2 separate regions of the Homo sapiens genome follow, and region 2 is linked to region 1. The links are chromatin contacts, found by Hi-C or POLR2A ChIA-PET in ENCODE. All regions are on one chromosome and are shown on one strand. The core of a region is the stretch at or near the end of the contact, and the rest is flanking DNA. Distances in the headings are between cores, read along the strand shown.

Region 1 (3,082 bases), core at 29-2,528:
TGTCAATATCTTAGATACGACTTTTCAAACTTAAGAACCTATGAGGGAATAGTATATGTCCAAGTACAAAAAGGAAATATGGCATTCTTATCCAGTTAGTCATTCAACAGGAAGGACTTCATCAGGCAATATTTGGTTACAGGAACCTGAGCCATCCTGTTTTGCTAAAAGGATGTATGACTTTTATGTTTCTACATGAAAATTTACTTGATATAGTTTATAAGTGGACAAATGCTGAAAGCAGATGTGTATCCAAAGATGACTAGAAAGAAAAGGATGATGTAGAAATGAAAAACAAAACATCATTGAATCAGTCATCTGAATTGGTTTTTGGGAATCTAAATATGAAAATATTTTGCAGTTATTGAGCAAAGACGATGGCCATTCTTCTTTCAGCAAAATTATGAGCTGCCAAAGTTTTCAATCTTGGCATTATCAATTAATTAATTTATTTTATTTTATTACTTCTATTTTTTTGAGTCAGAGTCTCACTCTGTCACCCAGGCTGGAGTGCAGTGGCACAGTCTTGGCTCACTGCAACCTCCGCCTCCTGGGTTCAAGGGATTCTCATGCCTCAGCCTCCCGAGTAGCTGGGACTACAGGCGTGCACCATCATGCCCAGCTAATTTATATATTTTTAGTAGAGATGGGGTTTCACCATGTTGGCCAGGCTGGTCTCGAACTCCTGACCTCAAGTGTTCTTCCTGCCTCGACCTCCCAAAGTGCTGTAATTACAGGCATGAGCCACTGCACTGGGCCCTTTGAGGCTGATGAAAGCTCCAGGATCAGAATTAGGGGGAGGGGTAAGGTCATGCTGCCCAGTGGTTACGTGCATGATTGCTGGGCTAAAGACTGCTATGCTGAGGGAGCCCGGGAAAAAACCCTGGACATGATGGAGACATCGCTAGGGCCGGAATGGCTGAGGCATTCCCATTCCTTTGGCTTTGACTCTATTTCATATGGAGCACCAGATGTCTGGCCAAAGGATGTCATGCCTCTTCCCTTGCCTAGTGTGTGTTGTCTGCCATCTGCATGGCATTTGAAATACACTTGGGGTTTTGCTTAAGAATCCAAAGAAGGCATTTATTTTAATCAGAAATTGTTTCCCATTCTTACTGAATATAAAAATAATAAAATTGTAAGTATATAAACATGGACAAGCAACAGTCACCCTCCCCACTTCCACTCTCCAGAGATGACCGCGGTTAAGTTTGGTACCTATTCCTCCAGATGTTCTGCCTACCAGTACTCAGGTCAGCTGTGTTTTATGCAAGGAATGTGTTCCTGAGGGCACCACATAATTAGATATTTGCGTAATTCAAAACCAGCCTTGACAAAGGAAGGGCAGAATTTCTGTTTGTCAGCTAAACTGGTGCCACCATGTGGCAATAGTGTAAACATGACTTACAGTTCACTTAGACTTCCAACTTTGAAATTATGTGATTCTTAGTGACATTTTAATTTGGGAGGACTTGCATTATTTCAAACGTTGTACATATACTGAAGCTAAAATATTTTATATCACAATATTTCAAATTCTTAAAATTCCAATTTATTTAAAATGTGTTAATTTTAAAATGGTATCATATTACTAAAGTTTTTCTAAAACTTGCTTTCTAAAATTCAGATAACCATATATTTTGGGCATTCTCCCATGTCAGCAAATGTACTTTTGTTTCTTTCTTTTTAAGGGCTGTGGATCATTCTGGTGTAGCAGTGCATCCTAATTCATTTAACTAAGTCTCTATATTGATGGATAGTTCTTCCCAGGGATAAGGTCTCCTTCTTCTGTCTTTCTGTCATCAGATTTGTCTTCAGTTTCAGGGCCCTCAACAAATCTATGTAGTTCTCAGTGCCAGAGACTTGTGGCCAGAGAAAATCAAACTTCTGTCTCTTGGCAACCATTCAAGCAGTGACCCTGAGCCCTGACCAAGTGCCCCAGAAGTCACTTGCTTTTTTCTGCACTAAACACACTTGGCATTGTCACTGAACTGACCTGGTCTGATGTTGTAGGATGGATTCTGTGGAAGTAGTTGCTGAAACAGAGTTTGAAATGTAAGCTATTTATTAGGAATGTAACACACAGCCAACAGATATTAAATTATTGGAATTCAGGGGCTCAATTTGAGTTAAGGGGTTCACTTTGAGTTAAGTGTTTCTGTCCATATTCCCTTAAGAGCAAAGTGTGTCAAGAGAACTGGGTGGGGTTTTTAGTTGGTTTGTTGGTGGTTGGCCTTTTACTTTTTGGTTAGAATACAAATTAGATTCAAGAATGCTCCATACCTGGAGGCTCTGACACAGTATGGAATTCCAAGCTTTATGGGTCATTATGGCTATAATCAACCTATATAATAGTCTTCAGAGTGACTTTCTCAAGCTTTTTTCCTCGTGTCTGAAGGCTTCAGTTAGGCAGCTTTTAATGTGAGGAACTTCACTTCCTCCTATCTTTTCCATAGCATTAATTATCTATTCTGGAAACTTCTGCTCTAAAAACAGATGTTACTCCAGGAACTTCTCTAAGTTTTACTCATTAGTGAAAAGCATTGTACAGAACCTTTTGGGGAGGGGAAAGGAAAATGACTGCCGCCATCTAGCTTGACCCTTCCTCAGTCCTCACTTCCCTGGTTGAGACAAGTAGGGCTCAATAATGTCTGTCTTCTCCTCTTCTTCCTGAGTATACCACCAGATGGCATTTCTCTGCCCCCTTGCTCCTAGATGGGGCTGTATTACAGTTCTTGTCAGTGGAATGTGAGCCAAAATGATGAGTGCCACTTCTAGGCCTGGCACATGAACCTGCCAGAAAAAGAGGATCCAGTGGAAGACCCAGAGACCCTAAAAGATGGCAGAAGCCACATGATGGAAAGAGCATGGATATGTGAATGACTGCATGGTGCAAAGCCATCCACGCCACTCCATGTTCCATATTAGACTATAGCATGTGTGAGAAATAAACCATTAAGCCATTTCGTGTTAAGCCACTGAGATTTCTTTTAGAGCAATCTGCTAATAATCAGCCTCAACTAATAATTTCAGACCTGCTTCTCCTTATTGGATCAGGAATGAGCACCTGCTACTTCAAGGA
Region 2 (3,257 bases), core at 401-2,900, 170 kb before region 1:
TGTGGGCAGATCTTCATGGGAAGCCAAATTATAATCAGAATATTGTTCATACCATAGAATTAAGACAAGGTGTTAGTTGGATCATTTAAATGCATAGTACTGTTTGCTATAATTGCTCTAATGGCCCGTCTCCTCAATATGGACTAGAGTATTTACTCCCTGGGGAGACTGGTGTATTTGTTTTGGATGTCAGTGCCTACCCACCCCACCTCCTGCGTAGGGCCTTTTCAGGTTTTTAAATTTTTCCATGATTTCTTGGCTGATCAAAACCCTTGATTAGGCCAGGCACAGTAGCTCATGGCTGTAATCCCAACACTTCGGGAGGCTGAGTTCGGGGAATTGCTCGAGGCCAGGAGTTCAAGATCAGTCTGGGCAACTTAGTGAGACCCTGCCTGTCTCTACAAAAAATTAAAATTCGCCAGGTGTGGTAGTGCATGCCTGTAGTACCAACTACTCCGGAGGCTGAGGCGGGAGGGTCACTTGAGCCTGGGAAGTTGCAACTCCAATGAACCGTGATCATGCCACTGCACTCCAGCCTAGGTGACAGAGTGAGATGCTGTCTCTAAAACAAAAAACAAAGTGAAACTCTTGATTGGCATAATTTTGTTTCTCTATCAGCTTTATTTTTAAAAAAATTACATAAGTAAAACATGTCTCTTTAGCTATTATCTCTTAAATCAGATTACCTTCTGTAATAATTCTATGGGAATTATTCTACGGGAGCACAGTCATTCACGCTTGTAACCCCAGCACTTTGGGATGCCAAGGTGGGAGGACTGCTTGAGCCCAGGACTTTGCAACCAGCCTGAGCAACATAGACCCCGTCTCTACAATAATAATAATAATAATAAAAATAAAAAAATTAACCGGGCATGATGGTGTGTGCCTGTAGTCCATGCTACTTGGGAGGCTGAAGTGGGAAGATCCCTTGAGCCAAGGAGGTAGAGGCTGCAAGTGAGCCATGATAGCACCACCGCATTCAAGCCTGGGCAAGAGTGAGGCCCTGTCTCAATAAAAACCCGCAAAAAACTTTGGGAGCATCGTACGGTTGCCAGTGAATAAGGTTATAAGATAAAAAACAGGATGCTCAATTAAATTCAGCTAAACAAGCGCTGTATATTTTTAGTGTAAGTATATCCAAAATATTAATGAGGTATACTTACACTAAAACAAATATTCATTGTTTACCTGAAATGCAAATTTAAATAGGCATCCTGTATTTTCATTTGCTAAACCTGGCAATCCTACCAGCACTTTAACATGAAGCCATGAGGGTTGCCTGGATTCATGCTGGTAGGTAAGCACCAATCCATTCGGTTGCCTCAGACAGGACAGAAACCATTCCCTCTAAAAAAATCGTTTACTTTGACGATAGGTAGCAACGAAGCACGGAAGAATCTTGACCCTTTGAGGAACCCGTAACTGACGCAAGTGCCATAAATGCTACTTTGATTGATTCTCCGCCCCCTCCATTCTTCTCTTCCTGCAATTGCTCTATCACTTCTTCCCTCTCAAGTCCCGCCCTTTCAGCTACCTCCAACTGCTGAGGAACCGGTTGCCTAAAAGGAGCCGGCAAAAGCGCCTACGTGGAGTCCAGAGGAGCGGAAGTAGTCAGATTTGACTGAGAGCCGTAAAGCGCGGCTGGCTCTCGTTTTCCGGATAACGACTACAGCTCCGACTGTCAGTGCCGGCCTTCCTCGTGTGAGGGGATCTGCCGGACCCCTGCAAATTCAATTTCTTTCCCATTCCGGGCCCTTCCCTATCGTCGCCCCCTTCACCTTGGATCATGTTCAAGAAGTAAGGACATGCTGTGGCCTCCATCGGCTGCTCACAAAGGCGGTGGGGTGGGGGTGGGGAAGAGGGCGAGAGCTAAGATCCTCTTTCTCTCTCCCCCGCCCCTGCCATCCTGACTCCCTAAGGTTTTCTATAGTACTATGCTCTCACTCCCAACTTGAACACTTCTTTAAGCTTTCCATCCGTAGTCCTTAATTGGGTTTCAGTCCCTCCACTCCCATTGTTTTTTCTCCTTACCCCTCTTTCTCTTTTGCCCCCTCCCCCAATTCTGTCTCCATTCCTAGGGTTCTACCAATCACATCCGTGCACTGTGATTTAGAGGCATATTCTCTGTAGCTGAGAGGGGAGCCCTGCGCTCACTGCCATATGTTTATTAGTTATGAACTGAATAAAGGAAGGCTTGACTTCCTGGGTCATGGGAGTGAAGGAGTCTGGGTGACAGGAAGCAAGCGGCCTGTCATGCCTATTGCCTAGCTGCCAGATTAACCTTGCCTTGAAAATAACGATTGCCCCATAGGCTATTCAGTGTAAGGAAGACAAAAATTCCTTGGGAACCTACTAGTGGGTTTGCCTTCCAGATTTGGTAGACGCAAAAAGCAAAGGGGGAACATGGGCAAAGGAAGGTGGGTTTTGTGCATGAAATTTTGAGCAAAAACGAATAGGGATCTTAGAAATCATTATTATCATCACTTAAAAAAAATCTCAGCAGATTACATAGCCTAGCAGGGGCCGATTTTCTATGTTATGCTTGGGTTGGTCTTTTGTATCTCAAGAATTGAGGGTTTTGTTTTCTGATCTCAGGTTTTATTATTGGTGGGAGCCTGTGTTTCTTCCTGGGTAGAATTGAATAAGATTTTCCAGGAAAGGCATTTGTGTAGCTAATTACAGATTATGGTGCAAAGTATGTCTCATATTCCTCCCCCTAACCCCAGCTAATTGCTGTATACTTGACAGTTTATTTCAATATTGTATTAAGACATTGGTTTTGTGCTGGACAGAGTAAAAGGGAGATGGTATTTTTTTTTAAAAGAACAATTTATTTCATAATTAAGTATCTAAATACTTGGTTGGGAATAAATGACTAATTAGAACAGTACCTTTAGGTATTCTGATACCTCTACTTAGAAATGCCTTTTCTTTTCTTGCAAAAATTACTTGGCAGATTTGATGAAAAAGAAAATGTGTCCAACTGCATCCAGTTGAAAACTTCAGTTATTAAGGGTATTAAGAATCAATTGATAGAGCAATTTCCAGGTATTGAACCATGGCTTAATCAAATCATGCCTAAGAAAGATCCTGTCAAAATAGTCCGATGGTAAGTCTTTGTTTTTGTCTGTGTAAAGCTCGGTATAGCTGAATATTTAATGATTAGATTGCACTCATACTAAATGGAATTATTTTCAGATTAACTATTGATAGATTAATAATGGGGTAGACACAGAATAACTCTAAAACTCCAATAT

The links. A loop is a pair of places that touch in the nucleus more often than their neighbours do. ChIA-PET counts read pairs that join two places held with the same protein, here RNA polymerase II (POLR2A). Pooled maps may share reads with other maps.
Region 2: a map of endothelial cell of umbilical vein shows a loop between it and region 1 (7-fold over the local background). The contact joins the promoter of MCTS1 here to the enhancer-like site in region 1. A Hi-C loop is called at or near these places in 1 of 168 maps with a recorded cell type or tissue (endothelial cell of umbilical vein), 1 of 37 single-sample maps with no recorded cell type and 8 of 50 pooled maps. POLR2A ChIA-PET finds 5 or more read pairs at or near these places in 1 of 52 experiments (activated B cell).

Annotation. Positions count from the first base shown.
Region 1 is chrX:120,768,798-120,771,879 of GRCh38, forward strand. No RefSeq gene overlaps it. Among named protein-coding and RNA genes, the nearest start is that of CT47B1, 110 kb to the right of the region's middle. Within about 2 kb of position 1,279, at least 3 of the 41 ENCODE cell types and tissues checked have a DNase peak (open chromatin) inside an H3K27ac peak, as active enhancers do; they include endothelial cell of umbilical vein, where a contact is called at or near this core.
Region 2 is chrX:120,602,451-120,605,707 of GRCh38, forward strand. MCTS1 (MCTS1 re-initiation and release factor) reads left to right here and starts at 1,651. Exons shown (of 6, transcript NM_014060.3): 1 at 1,651-1,797; 2 at 2,957-3,109. The coding sequence starts at 1,787.